Linked DNA regions of Homo sapiens: regions 1 and 2 are each linked to region 3. Evidence: read pairs that join two places in POLR2A ChIA-PET (ENCODE). Cell type or tissue: B cell. All regions are shown on one strand. Links, peaks and the distances in the headings refer to the core of each region. The heading gives the core; the rest is flanking DNA.

Region 1 (6,124 bases), core at 562-5,561, 93 kb after region 3:
TCAGAGGGAGCTAGGGATCAGCGGGCTATTGGAAAGGAAGGAATAGTCTAGCTCCAGTCAGAGTAGGCGGGGCAGGGGGAATCAGAGCAGTGGCTCCAAAGTCACCCTTCCCAGCTGTCCGCCACTCTGGGCCTAAGTGCAGATGGAAGGCAGGGAATGAAGGAACTTGGCTTGCTTGGTGACCAGACAAGGTCCCACCCTCACATTCCGGGGCGAGGATGCTTTTAGAGAATGGCCCTGACCTGACCACTGTGCACTGCTGGTCAAATGCTGGTTGTAGCTACTGCAGCCGGCGTCCTCTGCTGCTGCCTCCCTTGGTGCATCTCAGGGGCAACCCCATGCTGTCGTCAGAGCCCACCATTGCCACCAGATGGCTCGGGTTGGTGCCCGGCCCTGGCTGCCCCTCCTCTCAGTCTTTTTTTTTTTTTTTTTTTTTTTTAAGACAGAGTCTTGCTCTGTCACCCAGGGTGGAGTGCAGTGGCATGATCTCGGGTCACTGCAACCTCCGCTCCCCAGGGTCAAGCGATTCTCGTGCCTCAGCATCCCGAGTAGCTGGGATTACAGGAGCGTGCCACCATGCCTGGCTAATTTTTGTATTTTTAGTAGAGACAGAGTTTCACCATGTTGTCCAGGCTGGTCTCGAACTCCTGACCTCAGGTGATCCGCCCACCTTGGCCTCCCAAAGTGCTGGGATTACAGGTGTGAGCCACCAAACCTGGACGCTCCTCTCAGACTTCAACAAGTGTTGCCCTCCTGAGCCTCCATTTCCTGCTCAGTAAAATGCCTACGGCAGCTCCATCCCAGTGGCATGGGGGCTCCTGAGGCGAAGGCACCCAGCACAGCCCCAGGCTCAGACGAAGCCCCATTAGTGCTGTTTCCCTAATTCTCCCACCAGCCTGGAGGAGGTGGGCCCATGGATGCCCTGTGAGCCATGGGTTCCACGGGCACAGTGGAGGCCCACTGCCTGCCTGTCAAGTAGAGGTAATGGAGGGCAAAGGAAGTTTCTCCTGGAGGCTTCCCCAGTTTAGAAGTCCCTGGGCAGGGCTGCCTGAGCCTGGGGGTCCCCTAGCAGCACCCCCCACCCACATTGCTTGCCACCTGCTCCTGGCAGGCAGATGAGGTCCTCAGCTGCTGGCCCAGCCTGGCAGGGCGGCTGCAGCCCTCATCAGCCCTCGCGCCACTTTCCTTGGAAGGAGAATTGCAGGTGGCAACTCCTAATTTCCCAGGCTTCTGCCTTTCATTAATTTCTCCCTGCAAAATGGAGGCTTTCTGCGAGGCGGGGAGCTGGCAGCGGCGCGCACAGCGGCTCCGTCTCCGGCTTAGCCATGCGCTCAGCTTGAGGCGGGGGTGGCGAGGCCGCAGCAGCCACTCAGTCCACGCTGCCTGCGGTGCCCCCTCGCAGAGGCAGGAGGTTTTTCCCATGTTCAGATGGGCTCACCAAGCCTCACCAGATCTGGGAGATTGCTCAGTGGGGAGGGGGAGGCAAGGAGGCTCAGCCAATGCCAGCCTTTGCTGGACCATGAAGGGAGCAGAGGTCTCCGAGCCCCCAGGAGCACCCCTGCCCTCCACGGCTGCCAGTGCCTCCCTCCTGAGGGGCTTTTCCTGCCCTCCAGCTTTGAGAGCATCTGAGGGCCAGGCCTGCATGAGGATGGAGATGGGGTGGGGGAGGGCCAGATCTGGGGTGGGAGGTCCAGGGATCTCCCAGCCACGGGGGAGGCAGGTGGCACACTGATGATGACACCCATCCAGGGGCCACTGTCAGGCCAGGGGTGTGGAGACCAGGGAAGGCAGTCTGGGGAGGCCAGGGTCTGGAAGGACGAATGGGAGGTGGCTGGGAAAGTGGTCCCCCATCCTGGAACAGCACAGTGCATTTCCAGGAACAGCACCTTCATCCATCCATTTGTCCTGTAGATGTTGACTTAGCAGCTGTTCGGGAGATAACACAGCAGGTTCTGGTGGGGTGAGCCAGGTGTCCAGGGCCAGGGGTCTGGTCTCCCCTGGGGACTGGGAGAGACTTGGTCAGATGTGCAGTTTAGAGAGACCCATGGAGTGGCAAGTGTGGAGTGTTTGGGAGGCAGTCATAGGAGGACCAAGAAGGATGCTGGGGGTTAAGGGGTGGGATGGCCCCATGTTTCTGGCCCCAGGTGGATGGCAGTGCCATGCCCTGAGGGGGGCAGGGAGCTGGTCCTCATTAATAGGAAGTAGTCAATCACTGCCTAGTATGAATTAGGGGATTGGGCCAGCTCTTGAACTGATTCTTACCAGCAGCCTTGGGGGCCAGGAGGCAGTGCTGGAGCTGGAGCGTGGGTCTGACATTTGCTCAGGTTGTGTTTGCAGTGCTGTACGACTGCATGGGGAGGGGCTCCAGGGGGTTATTTAGTTCAGGTCCTGCTTTCTCTCTCCCATGGGCGACCAGGGAGAGGGTCTGCTGTGTGCTCAAACACCCCACAGGCTGTGCATTCCCTGGGCATCTCTGAGCCTATTTCCTGGTTTGGAAAGAGCACAAGCTGTAGAGACAAACCCCCAAGAGTACGGGGCCCCTGGTAGAAACTGGGGCCAGGTTAAGCTGGAGGTCACGGGACTCCAGTCTTCAGCCTGGAACAGGCCCCAGCGCCCGACCTTAGCTGTACAACTGACACCTGGTTCACATCCCACCAAGAGCGCCCCTGAAGTGGGGACCTCCCCCAGTATAAGTCTAGCACTTCAGTATGGAGGAGTGGACACCAGGAAGCTAAAACTTGCAGCTTCTCACCACCCTGGGCAGGTCACTTCACTCCTCTCTGCCTCGGTTTCCCCAGCTATGGAATTACATGATTCTGCCCACCTCATAGGGTTGCTGTGAGAGTTAGATGTTCATCAGAGTGCCTGCCTGGCACAACAGACGTAGACTTGCTACCCTGTACCTCCCAGGACCAGGCAAGGGGATCTCTGCGCGGCAGTGCACGGACGCAGCATGCAACAGGCTTTGTAAGCCCAGGGGAAGGTGCTGAGTCCTCTCAGTGAGTTGGGAGGGCTCTGCGGGGAAAGGCTGGGGGATGTGGGGCTGGCTGCCCAGGGCTGTCTCCCAACACCCCCAGCATGCGTCCAGGAGTCCCTTCCTGCATCCAGCCCAGCCTCCCCACCTCCCTGTGCTCACCACCCTGTTGGGCTCTACCTGCCTCTCCTCCAATCTGTGCTCTATTTATGGAATTTCTAGGCGGGAATCTAGCACAGCTTTGATCTTTTCCGTGGAACGGGCAGCTAAGGCGGGGCGGGGGTGCTTCTGGCTGTATATTTTCTCCCTTAATGGGGTATTAAGTAGACAGCCCAGATGGGGATCTCCCAGTGGGAGGGGGTGGGGCACAGCCTGCTTCATATCAGCCTGAAATATGGCCCCATCACCGCCAAACCTCAAAGGACGCTACCTTTGGGCTGGCTGGGACCTAGCTTTGATGTTCTTGCGGCAGGGGGGTGGGGCAGACCTTCCCGGGCACAGCTAGACTGGAGTATGGTCTGCCAGGCACCTGGGAGAGAGTGGCCCCTCTTCACTCTTTCTCCTGCCTCCCCTTCCCCTTTCTCCATTCTCTCTTCTCTCTCTCCCCTCTCCCCCTTTTCTTTCCCCGCTCCCCTCCTCTCCACATTCCCCTCTCCCTCCCTCCCTGTCCCTAGCTCCCTGCCCCTCCTCCTCTCACCTCTATGCTTCCTCTTCTCCCCCAGTCCTCTTCCTCCTCCCTTTGGCCTGAGCGTTTTCCAAGCAGTGCACTCCCCTGCCATCCGCAGACCCATCTCCTCTAATCCGCAAGGGTCCCCTGGTGAATGTGTGGGCAGGGCACAGCTGAGGGTGGGAGTGTGGCTCCTTCACCTGGCTGGCCATCATGGGAGGAGATAGTTAAAGGTGAGGCCAGACAGTCCAGAATCCATTCCCAGTTCATGTGCTTATCAGGCAAGTTACTTCAGTTCTCTGCATACTCATGCCCTCGGCTGGAAAACGGTGTAATAGCTGCCCATGGGGTGTTGTGCAGGTTACAGAGCTCGACTGCAGAGTGCCTGGATCCCTGCCCTGCACCGAGCGAACGCTCGGAGTGTCCACTAGGATGAGCCGTTTCTGTCTGATCTGGGGCAAGGGCCTGAGCCGGACCTCTCTGAGCCTCGGTCTCCTCTGCACGATAGTGTGGATACCCCTCAGCTCCTCGGTACGCGTGGTGAAGACTAAATAAGATGATGCATGGCAGAACCTGGCACAAGGGGACATCCAGTAGATGGTTGCTTGGCCTGGCATGGTGGCTCACGCCTGTAATCCCAGCACTTTGGAAGGCCAAGGCAGGTAGATCACATGAGGTCAGGAGTTTGAGACCAGCCTGGCCAACATGGTGAAACCCCGTCGCTACTAAAAATACAAAAATTATCCGAGCGTTGTGTTGGGCACCCGTAATCCCAGCTACCTGGGAGGCTGAGGCAGGAGGATTGCTTGAACCCGGGAGGCGGAGGTTGCAGTGAGCGGAGATTGTGCCACTGCACTCCAGCCTGGGCAACAGAGCGAGGCTCTGTCTCAAAAAAACAATAAATGGCTGTGGTGGTGGTTTCCATGAATAGTCACCCCAGCATCTATTAAACCCGTGCCGTGTGCCAGGGCTGGAGGCTCTGGTTGAACCTGACGGGGTCCCAGCCTGAAGTTGCACCCAGGCGTGGGGCACACATTTGGGTAAAGAAATTGTTCCGGAACTACAGGATGGGAGGTGCTGGGTGGTCTGTGATTTGAGTGTAGTGGGTGGGGGGTTCTGGATAAGTCCTGCAGGGCAGGGTCATGGCCAGTGCCTGTTTCTGTTCTTCCTTCTTTCTTTCCTCCTTCTCCCTGCCCTGGCCCCACCATGTGAGACATCCAGGAATCCCACCAAGCAAGGACAGGGATGAAAGAGGCCGGTCTCTGTCTTTGCCTTCCACTGGCTGGTGACCTTGGCAAAGCCTCCTCTCCTGGCCTTGGTTTCTTCCTCTGTGAAAGGGGCATGGCTAGTGGCCTCCCTGCATGGCTTGGAGGCCAGTGGGTGGGGTGGGAGCTCTTTGAGGGTAGAGGAACGTGCCTCTCACCTCCCCCACCAAGGCTGCCTCTGTACGCTCAGCCCCCGCCCTTTGCTGTCCATGGCTGGAATTGAGAGAGAAGGCTGCCCACTCTATGGGTCCCCACAGAGACCGTCTCTTTTGTCCTAGAGACCCCCAGCTGCAGCCACCACCAGCCTGAGTGCCATCTAGTGTCAGTCCTGACTGTTGTGGGAGCCCCGGTCTCAGTTTCCCCATCTGGAGAAGGGGACTCAACACCCGATAGTGCCCTTAAGGCAGCATCAAGGCACCTGCCCAGTGAGGGGCCCCTCAGCTCTCCCAGACTGGCCCCTTTGCCTCCTGTCCCATTAGCTGTCCCTCCTTTGCCGGCTCTTGCTCTGGGCTAAGAGGTGGGTCTGTGCCATGCAGACCCATCAGGGGGTTCTCTCCCAGCTCCTCCAAGAGGCCTTTCCTCTGGGGGCTTAGGTTGAGGGACCTGCCTGAGGTCGTCCAGCTGTACTTGCGAGCCCTGGGCCCGGAATCCAGGCCTGCCGGCCCTGAGTCTTGCTCACACCAGCCCCCGTGGCCGTCCAGCCAAGCGGCTGTGCACTGGAGTGCTCCTCCTCGGAGAACTGAAATCTACCAGGGGAATGGCTGCCCATCTGCTCGGGTTTTGCCCGCTGGCAGTGAGAAAGGGAGTCCCCTGTTCCCCACGACAGACTTCAGGGAGCCAAGGGACGCAGCCAGGTCTCCCCAGCCTGCAAACATTGCTTCCCACCTTCCCTCCCTTGCTGCTCCCAGACCCCTCCCAAAGGTTTCCATTGCCCTGGAGCTACGCCAGGGAGCTCTGTCACCTTTGGCATGGCTCTTGCAGACACCTCCGCCTGTCGAATCACTTTGACTTAGGAAGCCCTGCTTTCTCCACCTCTGGGCCTGTGTGCATGCCACCTCCTTGGCTGGGAACAGTGTCCCCTCCTGTCCTCACCTTGCAGGTGGATTCCTCTTTGGAGGGACCAGGCCACGTGCCTTACCCAGTCCAGCCCCCACCATAGCCCCCTCACCCTGTGGTGGTGGTTGTGTGGTCACGTCTGTCTCCCCAAGGTGCACGCCT
Region 2 (5,000 bases), core at 1-5,000, 110 kb before region 3:
GTCCAACAGCCCCATCAGAGTCCACACAGGCCAGGAGGGAAGGACCAGGCCACCCCTCGGGTCTTGTGCTTCAGCAGTCCTGGGGACCCAGGCGTGCCGAGAGGAGGACTTGTCCTTCCTGCTTCTTGCCTCCACACCCTCCTCTCCAGGACCCTGGATGAATCCGTTCTGTGCTTCCTTTTCCCTCAATGCAAAAGCCCTTGCTGGCAACGAAAAAGCCTCAAAAGCAGTGAGAATACAAGAACCTTTTATTTTCCATCCAGTTGGGCAGCAGGGAAAGGCTAGGTGGGCCCAGCCCGCCCTTCCTTCCTCCAGCTGGCTGGAGATTATTAGCCAGGAGACAGCAGCCCTGGAACCCAGACTCTGTCTCCCCCTTGAGGTCACAGATGTTGAAGTTGGAATCTCGCTCCTTCCCCTGACTACCATCCTAGGCTGGGCCTCAAGACTAGTGAGGCCTGTCCCCACCATCCCTGGCCTTGTTGTGGGGCTCAGGAACTCAGAGTCCCAGTGTTGAGTCTGGGAGCACTAGGTCTTCATAGTTCCAGGCCCAGAGCTACAGCTGGGCTGGGAGCGTGTGTGTGCACTGTAAGAAGGAGCTGATGATACTGGCCACGTGCTGGGGTTCGCTCATGTGGACACAGTGATTGCCTGGGACTTCCACAAACTGGAACCGCTGGAGAGGGGAGGGGGTGGGTAGTGAGATGTGGCCAGAGGAGCCTAGGGAGCTCCATGGGCCCCGGGGTCAGGGCCCTCCCACAGCATTCCAGCTCCCTGCAGGTCAGGAGCGCCTCCCACAGTGAGTTTCCCCCACACTCGGCTCCTTGGAGCCCCGACAGTCCATAGCACCCCAGGAGATGTCTAACCTTAGGGACTTGGAGGCCTCCCAGGGGTCTAGGCCAGCTGAGTTGTGAAGTTGCATGGCAGGGACAGGGCAGGGCCGAGGCCAGGGTTGCTGTGATTGTATCCGAAGTAGTCCTCGTGAGAAAAGATAATGAGATGACGTGAGCAGCCTGCAGACTTGTGTCTGCCTTCAAGAAGCCAGACAGGAAGGCCCTGCCTGCCTTGGCTCTGACCTGGCGGCCAGCCAGCCAGCCACAGGTGGGCTTCTTCCTTTTGTGGTGACAACGCCAAGAAAACTGCAGAGGCCCCAGGGTCAGGTGTAAGTGGGTAGGTGACCATAAAACACCAGGTGCTCCCAGGAACCCGGGCAAAGGCCATCCCCACCTACAGCCAGCATGCCCACTGGCGTGATGGGTGCAGAGGGATGAGGCAGCCAGGTGTTCTGCTGTGGTTTGGGAGCCTATAAAGTGAGACTAGGCTGGGCATGGTGGCTCCCATCTGCAAAACCAGCACTTTGGGAGGCCAAGGTGGGCGGATCGCCTGAGGTCAGGAGTTTGAGACCAGCCTGGCCAACATGGTGAACCCCCATCTCTTAAAAATATAAAAATTAGCTGGGCATGGTGGCAGGTGCCTGTAATCCCAGCTACTCAGGAGGCTGAGGCACGAGAGTCGCTTGAACCCGGGAGGTGGAGGTTACAGTAAGCTGAGATCTTCCCACTGCACTCCAGCCTGAGCGACAGAGTGAGACTCCATCTCAAAAAAAAAAAAAAAGTGTGACTATTAGCTGGGCATGATGGCATGCGCCTGTAGTGCCACCTACTCAGGTGGCTGAGGTGGGAGGATCATTTGAGCCCAGGAGTTTGAGGCTGCAGTGAGCTATGACTGAGCCTGAGCAACAGAATGAGACCCTGTCTCTCAAAAAATGTGGGACTGTCTCTGGCAGTTGGGTCACCTAATTGTGCCTGGCCCCAAGAAGGAGGGGTGGGTACTTGAGGATGGTAAAGAACCTCCCCACCAAAGGTCTCTGTTTCTTAAATTCTGATTACATGTGTCCCCAGGCCTCTAGGGACTGATCACTGGAGCATGAGGCCTGATAGATCCTGGTGGTCACTTGTTGGGCCTGGGGGCAGACCAGGGGTCTTTCCCAGTGCATGAGAAGAGATGGGTGAGGTGGGACCAGAGTGGGCGACAGTGGCTGGACACCAGCTGCCTGAGCCCCGCCTTACCTCTTTGAGGGTGGATTTCATTGTGTCTATCATGAACGACAGGGACTCCTTGTCAGAGTAATTCTCTCTTGGATCAAAATATCCGTGGACTGCTCTGGAAAGTGAGGAGTTGGGGGTTGTTGGGGTTCATCTTAGAACCGCCTCCCAGCGGTGCCCCCATCCTGCCCTGGGTTCAGGCCTCTGAGGAGAAACCAAAGCCTGGGCTACCCCAACTCCCACAGCTGGGTCCCTTGACCCTGGGTTGGATTTGAGGCTCAGTTAATCTCAGCTCACGCTCAGCTGGCACAAGCCAGGCGCAAGCAAGTGCTGAAGGCACAGCCTTGCTGGGGCGCAGGGAGTTCAGGACTTGGTCACAGTCAGCCCTGAACAGCAGAGCTGGGATCTGAACAGGCGCTGGAGCCCACACTTGCTCTGAGAGAGAATTTATGTCTTCACAATCCTCCCATTGAAAGTCTACAATCCTGGCCGGGTATGGTGGCTCACGCCTGTAATCCCAGCACTTTGGGAGGCTGAGGCGGGTGGATCACGAGGTCAGGAGATGAGACCATCCTGGCTAACATGGTGAAACCCTGTCTGTACTAAAAATACAAAAATTAGCCGGGCTTGGTGGTGGGTGCCTGTAGTCCCAGCTACTCCGGAGGCTGAGGCAGGAGAATGGCGTGAACCCGGGAGGCGGACCTTGCAGTGAGCTGAGATTGCACCACTACACTCCAGCCTGGGCGACAGAGCCAGACTCCATCTCAAAAAAAAAAAAAAAAAAGTCTACAATCCCGTGGTTTTTAATACATTGAGTTGTGAGACCATCGTCACAATTACATTTTCATCACCCCCAAAGAAATCGCAAACCTCTGAGCTTACACACACACACACACACCCCACCCCCCCACCCCCAACAGGCTTCCGGTCCTGAGCAACCATGACCTGGCTTTGTCTCTGCCGTGTGTCCTATTTGGACTTGAACGTGAATGCAGCCATACAACACGTAGACGGTTGTGTCTGACTTCATCCACTTAGTGCGATGTTTTCAAGGCTCATCCATGCTGGAGCCCATGTCAGTGCTTCGTTTCTTTTTATGGCTTAAAAATCGTCTATGGTGGGCCACGCACGGTGGCTCTCGCCTGTAATCCCAACACTGGGAGGCCGAGGCAGGCGGATCATGAGGTCAGGAGATGGAGAGCAGCCTGGCCAACATGGCGAAACCTCGTCTCTACTAAAAATACAAAAATAAGCCAGGCGTGGTGGCGGGCGCCTGTAGTCCCAGCTACTCGGGAGGCTGAGGCAGGAGAATCGTTTGAATCCAGGAGGCAGAGGTTGCAGTGAGTCGAGACTGGGCTCACTGGTTATGGAGCCTTACCTGGGCATGCCCCCCGCTGACACCTGTGGAAAGGCATGGGACAGCCCCGGCCCATCCCCTGCTGCCTGAGCCCTCCCCTCCTCTGACCTTCCTCCTTCCATGACCCTGCTGCCAGGGGGGCTTCCCAAAAAAGATCTTGAGTCTTAGCGATGTGGTCGACACGCAGAGAACTTGGAGCCTCATGCCAGGGCCCCCTCCCAGAGATTCCTGGCGCCCATGTCTCCTTGGGGGGTGACTGAAGGGGATGGGTCCAGACTCACTTGATCAACAGGACATGGGCCTGCAGCTTCCTGATGGAATGCGCACACAGCTCCCTGCTGACGAAGTCAATGCTGTTCTCTGCCTGCAGAGACAAAAACATGGTGAATTCTCGTCACAAGGCACAGGCACTCTCGTGGGCACGAAACCCATCTCTGTTGGGGTGGCTAAGCCCTGGCGAGGGCACCTTAGCCACCCACCCTGGGTCTGAGCCCAGGACCCCACATCACTGCCTCATCGAAGGCTCTTTAGCCCCTGGTGGCCAGAGACTCCTGCCCTCTCCAAGTCTGTTCTCCCCTCTTCCTGGGCTCGTGGCTACCCAGCCTGACTCCATTTCCAATACTCCTTTGCCACCAGGTATGGCTGTGTGATTAAAGTCAGAGAAGTGAGTTGGGCCACTTTTGGGCCTGGATTTTAGGACTTAGGTGTGGCCCTTCCACACCCCTTTCCCAGTCCATAGGCTGCACCTCACGCTGTCCCCTGCCAGCCTGGGACAGGCTTCTTGCCAGGAGAAAGAAACTTGCTGGGACCACAGTGCAGGATGGGCACTCCGTGATGGCCCCAGCCAGCCTCCTCCGCGGCCCTGCCTGCCCTGTCTTGTGACTGTTTTACGTCTGGATGGCGGGGATGTGGCCAGCTTGAGTGAGATGTGCTGTAGGTGTGACACGAAGCTGGATTTGGAAAACAGCATGCAAAATAATGCAATCAAGCTTTATGTTGATTACATCTTAAATCACATTGTGGATGTTAAATAAAAATATGAGAAGAATTTATAGAACCTTTTTTTTTTTTTTTTTTTGCTCTTGTTGCCCAGGCTGGAGTGCAATGGCGTGATCTCAGCTTACCGCAACCTCCGCCTCCCGGGTTCAAGCGATTCTCCTGCCTCAGCCTCCCAAGTGGCTGGGACTACAGGTGTGTGTCACCACTCCCGGCTAATTTTTGTATTTTTTGGTAGAGACAGGGTTTCACCATGTTGGCCAGGCTGGTCTTTAACTCCTGGCCTCAAGTGATCTGCCTGCCTCGGCCTCCTAAAGTGCTGGGATTACAGGCGTGAGCCACTGCACCTGGCCAGAAATTTAAAAAATAAAAATAAAAAAAAAGAATTTTGGGCCAGCCCCATCTTGGAATGTGTATCTTCTGCAATTTAGTTTATGTCCTAACGAAGTCTTTCCATCCCTGGGAAGCCTCCTCCTTCCAGCATTATGGGTGATCACAGATCCCACTACAGATCAGGTCACATAAGACATGGTCCCTAAGGACAGGGAAAGGGGCATCTCCAAAAGTCAGATTGACTAGGATCTGGCAATAAACTCCCACCACGA
Region 3 (6,124 bases), core at 635-5,634:
ACTTCCTGGCTGCGTGGCCTCGGCAAGTCACCTGCCTTCTCTGAGCCTTCACTCCCTCATGTACAGAACAGAGAGGATGGAAAGATTCACCTGCGGTTTGTGGAGGGCGCGTGAGAGAAGGCAGGTCAGGTGTTGAGAACCCTACCTGGCTCCATGCTCTGAGCCATTATGTGCTGTGACTGGGGGTGGCGCCGGCTTCTGCCTGCGAGTTAAGTAGCTCTCAGCAGCTAATCCCGCAGTAAATGGGCTGGGGTTTGGCAGGAGGCCAGGGTTTTTAATTAGCTTCTGCCCTGAGATGAGGCAGTTGTGGCTCCACTGTCAGCAGTGGCCGTGTGGTGCCTGCAATGAGGGGGGATGTCCAGGCCACCTCCCTCTGCCTCCAGAGGGCTGCCTGTACCGCCTCGTGACTCCCCAGCCTTCACCTTCCCAGCAGGCCCGGCCCAGCCTCCACTGTGACCAGCGGGAGCTTTCTCCAGCACAGCTCTGACCCTGGCGCTCCCACTTCGAGCCCTCAGATGTTTCCTATGCTCTTCATGCAGCCAGCACGGCCACGCCACGCCTGCCCCTCCCAGGCAGGCTCCTCTCTCGGGCCACACACTGACCTTCTCTCTCTCTCTCTTTTTTTCTTTCTTTCTTTTTTTTTTTTTTTTTGAGATGGGATCTCGCTCTGTCTCCCAGGCTGGAGTGCAATGGTGTGATCTCGATTTACTGCAACCTCCGCCCCCTGGGTTCAAGCGATTCTCCTGCCTCACCCTCCCGAGTAGCTGGGATTACAGGCGCCCACAACCATGCCCAGCTAGTTTTTATATTTTTAGTAGAGATGGGGTGTTGCCATGTTGGCCAGGCTGGTCTCAAACTCCTGATCTCAGGTGATCCACCCGACTCGGCCTCCGAGTCCCAAAGTGCTGGGATTACAGGCATGAGCCACCGTGCCTGGCCTATGCTGACCTTCTCCACGTGCCTCCAGACCTCCAGGCCTTGGCACCTGCTGTTCCCTCTACCTGAGGCTCCCTCCTCCCTCTTTTGCTAAATGAACTTCTTGCCCTCAGGATTTCACCTTCAATATCGCTTCTGCCCAGTGGGGCATTGGTTTCCTCCTCATGTGCCAGAGGCTCTGTGCCTGGCAATCAACCCACATACCATGTTTCGGCAAAACCACTGGTTCATCCTCCATCTCTTCACTGGTCCCTAAACTCCAGGAGGGTAGGGACGGTGCCCACCTCCTCACACTGCCTGGCTTGCCAGTGCTATCAAGTGTGTGTTGGTTGAGCAAGGGCCTTCTAAGCAGCACCTCCTAAGCACCAGGCACCTACTCCTTGTGCCCTCATTGTAACTTTGCATCAGTCTCACAAAAGAGGGTTATTGCTGAAGAAACCAAGACCCATGGCCGGGTGCAGTGGCTCACACCTGTAATCCCAGCATTTTGGGACGCCAAGGCGGTGGATCACCTGAGGTCAGGAGTTCGAGACCAGCCTGTCCAACATGGTGACACCTCATCTCTACTAAAAATACAAAATTAGCCGGGCGTGGTGGCACACATGCCCGTAGTCCCAGCTGCTCAGGAGGCTGAGGCGGGAGAATCGCTTGAACCCGGGAGGCAGAGGTTGCAGTAAGCTGAGATTGCACCATTGCACCCCAGCCTGGGCAACAGAGTGAGACTCCATCTCAAATAATAATAATAATAATAATAATAATAATAATAATAATAATAATAAATAAAACCAAGGCCCAGAGGGGAACTGGCTCGCTCGAGGCCAGAGCCAGTGACAGCAGAGGAAGACTGGACACTGGACCTGGCTGGCACCACTAGGGGCCCACCCATGGCTGCTGGCTCGGTCCCTGGGGCCCTGCCCCACTGGCACTGGTCCCAGTAGCTTGGGTCCCTACCAGCCAGGTGCTCTGTCCAGGGACATCACCTCGTGTGGGCCTTTTCCATTTCCTGTGTCTCCAGGTGCAGGAATGGCTTGATGCAGGTCTTGTAGGCATTTGCCATGTTTCCCTGGAGAGGGTGAGTGGGAGGGACTGAGTGATGAATCTCTGTGTGACCTCATGACAATCTGCCATCCTTTCCCCTGGGGGGTCTGTGCGGGGAGGAAGACGAGAGCCACTCATCCCTGGCCCTGACTCCTTTCTCCCTACAGAAGCGGATGCGGGGTCCAGGGAAGGACCCCACCAGGAAGTGCCCAGATCCAAGATCTGCCAGCAGCCCCAAGCAGCATCCTTCAGAATCTGTCTACACAGTGAGTCCCGGGGCCCCCGGCTCCCTCCACCTCTTTCAGGCCTTAGGCAGAGTCTGTCTTGTACCAGGGTCTGTCTGGCTCAGTCTTGTACCAGCTGTGTGGACTCTCCTAGCCTCAAGTTCCTCATCTATAAAATGGGGATAACAATTCTTACCTCATGGAATTTCTCTGAAGCTGAAAAGAGATGACACGTGCAGGGCTCCTGGAAGGCATACGAATGTCAGGTGCCCCCCATGCCCTGTTCCCCTCCTTGGCATGGATCCTCATTCTGGGACAAGGGGTAGTGACGGCACAAGTTGGCGAAGAATGAAGAAAGCTCCTTCATCTGACCAAACAGCTCTTACCACTTCCTCCTGTTTTTATTGTATAAACAACAAAAATCACAAAAAGAGGAAGAGGTCAGGCGCCATCCCACGCCCTTAACACATCAGTGATTTGTAATGATTTGCTCTCTCCCCTCCTGGCACATGCAGATATTATCTTACATGGTCACAATCACAGCGCAGACATGCGTTGGGACCCTGTTTGTTCCACTCTCTGCTGTGTTGTAGGCATTTTCTGAAACAATTTTCCTGGAGATGTGGGTGCATCTCCAGGAAGTGGAAGGTGGGTGCAGCGTAGGGGCCGAGGAGGCCAGGCTGCCCCAGCCTGGCCAGCCAGCCAGCATGCAGCCCTCTGCCCAGCGGCTGGGGCCGGGGAGGGCTGGGAACACTCTTTTTGCTACGTTCCTTTCGGCTCCACGAACAACATATGCTCCAAGTAGAGCAAGGGAAGAAGAAATGCCACCCAGTGCCAGCTGGGGTCCCCATCTCGTGAGATCTGGCACCGCCAGGTGGGCTCCCCACTCCACGCCTGGAAGGCACACAGCCCTTCTGGGGCCCTGCAGGTTCCCAGGTGCACGCTCCCCAGGTGCACGCCCCCCAGGTGCACGCCCCCTGGCTGCGATGGTGCTTGGGTTCTGCTCGTACGTGCTGTCGTTTCTGTTCCCACAACATTGACTCACCCTAATAACGCCACAGAACACCACACAGAGGACGCCCAGGATACAGCCTTGTCTGCTGAGGATGGGGCGGGTGGCAGCGAGGCCAAGGAAATGTCCCTGTGGGGCAGTGCCAACAGTTCCAAGTGGAATGTGATGGTTCTCAAAGGGCTTTCAGCTTCCCCATCCTGGGGAGTTTCTGTCAGCCACGGTTTTGCACGTGGCCGGAGACTTCCTCATACTCTCTCCTGTCTCCCAGCATCTCATAGTGGTATTTTCCCTACCAGGGATTCTGGTGTCAACTGTTAGATGAAAATATTTCTCTCTCTCCCTCTCACTCTCACTTTCCCTCTCCCCCAGCATACACATATGTGAGATATATATATATATATATAAAAGAAGAAAATAACCAGCATCCTAATCCCATCTTCTTCCAGGATAAATACTAAGAACATTGACTAATATATTTTCCAGTATTTTTTCTATAAATATATACAAAGAAACCCATACGCACTCACACATACTTCTTTTTTAATTGGAGCAATACAGCTATTTTTTTCATGAACATCTTTCCACGTGAATAAATATCTTTCTATGAGATTATGTTTAACGGAAGAGCTCTTTTGAGCAGAGCTTCTTTTTGCCTGGGTTTCACAGCCTCTAGGATGCAGGCCGACTTCTCTGGAGTGAGGTGAACAGACCTAACTGCCTGCAGAGTTGCAGGCCAGCTTGGAGAGTAGAGGTCATAGAACTTTGCCAAGCCCTTGACATAAGGGTCTACCAACTGGGATTGGGCCTGGGCGGAGAAGAGTGACAGTCACAACGATGATGGTATCAAGAGCCATTTGTTGTGTACCTACTATGTGCCAGGGATCATGGCAGGACTTTACACCTGTTATATTTTATCAATCCTCTTGATAAGGTTTTAGGGTAAAGGTTTTGTCCCCATTTTCACTTTCTTTACTTTTCTTCTTTTCTTTCTTTTTTTTTTTTTTTTGAGCAGAGTCTCGCTCTGTCGCCCAGGCTGGAGTGCAGTGGCACGATCTTGGCTCACTGCAAGCTCTGCCTCCCAGGTTCATGCCATTCTCTTGCCTCAGCCTCCCAAGTAGCTGGGACTACAGGTGCCCGCCACTGCGCCCGGCTAATTTTTTTGTATTTTTAGTAGAGACGGGGTTTCACCATGTTAGCCAGGATGGTCTCGATCTCCTGACCTCGTGGTCCGCCCACCTCAGCCTCCCAAAGTGCTGGGATTACAGGTGTGAGCCACCGCGCCTGGCCTTCCTTTGGATTTTCTACGAACCCAGTCATGTCATCTATGAATAATGCAAGTTTTACTTTTTCCTTTCCAATCCTCATTATTTTATTTTATTTTTATTATTTATATTTATTATTATTTTTTTTTGAGACAGAGTCTTGCTTTTGTCGCCCAGGCTGGAGTGCAACGGTGCAATCTCAGCTCACTTCAACCTCTGTCTCCCCTGTTCAAGCGATTCTCCTGTCTCAGCCTCCTGAGTAGCTGGGATTACAGGAGACCACCACCATACCTGGCTAATTTTTTTGTATTTTTAGTAGAAATGGGGTTTTGCCATGTTGGCCAGGCTGGTCTCGAACTCCTGACTTCAGGTGATCCACCCGCCTCGGCCTCCTAAAGTGCTGGGATTACAGGCGTGAGCCACCACGCTTGGCCTGTTTTATTTTTTTTTTTGAGACAGGGTCTTTCTCTGTCACTCAGGCTGGAGTGCAGTGGTGTGATCTTGGCTTACTTCAACCTCCACCTCCCGGTCTCCAGCTATCTTCCCACCTCAGCCTCCCGGGTGGCTGGGACTATGAGTGTGAGACACTGCACTTGGCTAATTTTTTAATTTTTTGTAGAGACAAGGTCTCACTATATTGCCCAGGCTGGTTTTGAGTTTTTTAATTTTTTGTAGAGACAAGGTCTCACTATATTGCCCAGGCTGGTTTTGAGTTCCTGGGCTCAAGTGATCCTCCCACCTTGGCCTCTCAAAGTGCTGGGATTACAGGCGTGAGCCACCGCACCCGGCCCAATCCTTATACCTTATTTTTTTTCCACTTTATTGCACTGCCTGAGGCCTCTGATACAATGATGGTGAATAGAGGTGGTGATAGCAGGTATCCTTGTCTTGTTTCCCAGTCTCCGGGGAAGGTTTTTTTTAAAATATAGTCTTCCTTCTTTGGGTGGATACTTAAGTAATTTCCTATCTTTCTTCTTTTCTAATTTGTGCACTTACAGTATGAACTTCCCTTTGATATGGCTTTAGCTGCATCCCACAAGTTTTGATATGTCATGTTTTCATTATCTTTCAGTTTAAAATTTCCATTGAGAATTCTTCCTTTCCTCACTGGTTACTTAAATGTGATTTGCTTAATGTAATGTGGTGGCGCACATCTATAATCCCAGCTACTCAGGAGGCTGAGGTAGGAGGATTGCTTGAGCCCAGGAGTCTGAGACAGTCTTGGCAACATAGCAAGACCCCATTAAAATTTTTTTTTAAATTAATAAGGATCAATAAGGACATGGAGGGCTGAGCGCAGTGGCTTACCCCTGTAATCCCAGCACTTTGGGAGGCAGAGGCTGGTGGATCACCTGAGGTGGGGAGTTTGAGACCAGCCTGACCAACATGGAGAAACCCCATCTCTACTAAAAATACAAAAAAATTAGCCGGGCATGGTGGCACATGCCTGTAATCCCAGCTACTCGGGAGGCTGAGGCAGGAGAATTGCTTGAACCCGGGAGGCGGAGGTTGCGGTGAACCAAGATTGCGCCATTGCACTCCAGCCTGGGCAGCAAGAGCGAAACTCCGTCTCAAAAATAAATAAATAAATAAAAATAAGGATATGGAATATTTTATCAACATGATCAACAAACTTGGCCTAATTGACATAT

Evidence for each region. ChIA-PET counts read pairs that join two places held together with the same protein. Peaks named below come from ENCODE experiments on the same cell type or tissue, not always from the same donor. Only the 100,000 strongest peaks of a DNase experiment are listed, where the experiment ranks them.
Region 1: POLR2A ChIA-PET joins it to region 3 with 7 read pairs; 2 of 35 experiments call an interaction of 5 or more read pairs at or near these places.
Region 2: POLR2A ChIA-PET joins it to region 3 with 8 read pairs; 1 of 35 experiments calls an interaction of 5 or more read pairs at or near these places.

Annotation. Positions count from the first base shown.
Region 1 is chr22:42,301,354-42,307,477 of GRCh38, reverse strand. It overlaps a transcript of TCF20 not described here. Among named protein-coding and RNA genes, the nearest start is that of TCF20, 34 kb to the right of the region's middle. RefSeq lists enhancers at 6,091-6,124, 5,662-6,124. In B cell, for the core only: no CTCF peak of the experiment used is centred there; no DNase peak of the experiment used is centred there; H3K27me3 peaks cover 979 bases.
Region 2 is chr22:42,507,791-42,512,790 of GRCh38, reverse strand. It overlaps RRP7A (ribosomal RNA processing 7 homolog A), which reads left to right. Exons shown (of 7, transcript NM_015703.5): 7 at 1-4,447. It also overlaps the pseudogene SERHL. Among named protein-coding and RNA genes, the nearest start is that of RRP7A, 9.5 kb to the left of the region's middle. RefSeq lists enhancers at 3,060-3,758, 3,759-4,458. In B cell, for the core only: a CTCF peak has its summit at 309; DNase peaks (open chromatin) are centred at 1,930, 2,410, 3,040 and 3,670.
Region 3 is chr22:42,393,974-42,400,097 of GRCh38, reverse strand. It overlaps NFAM1 (NFAT activating protein with ITAM motif 1), which reads left to right. Exons shown (of 6, transcript NM_145912.8): 4 at 2,142-2,240. Among named protein-coding and RNA genes, the nearest start is that of LINC01315, 28 kb to the right of the region's middle. RefSeq lists a silencer at 2,981-3,275. In B cell, for the core only: a CTCF peak has its summit at 3,079; DNase peaks (open chromatin) are centred at 2,607 and 3,077; H3K4me3 peaks cover 2,366 bases; H3K27ac peaks cover 2,279 bases.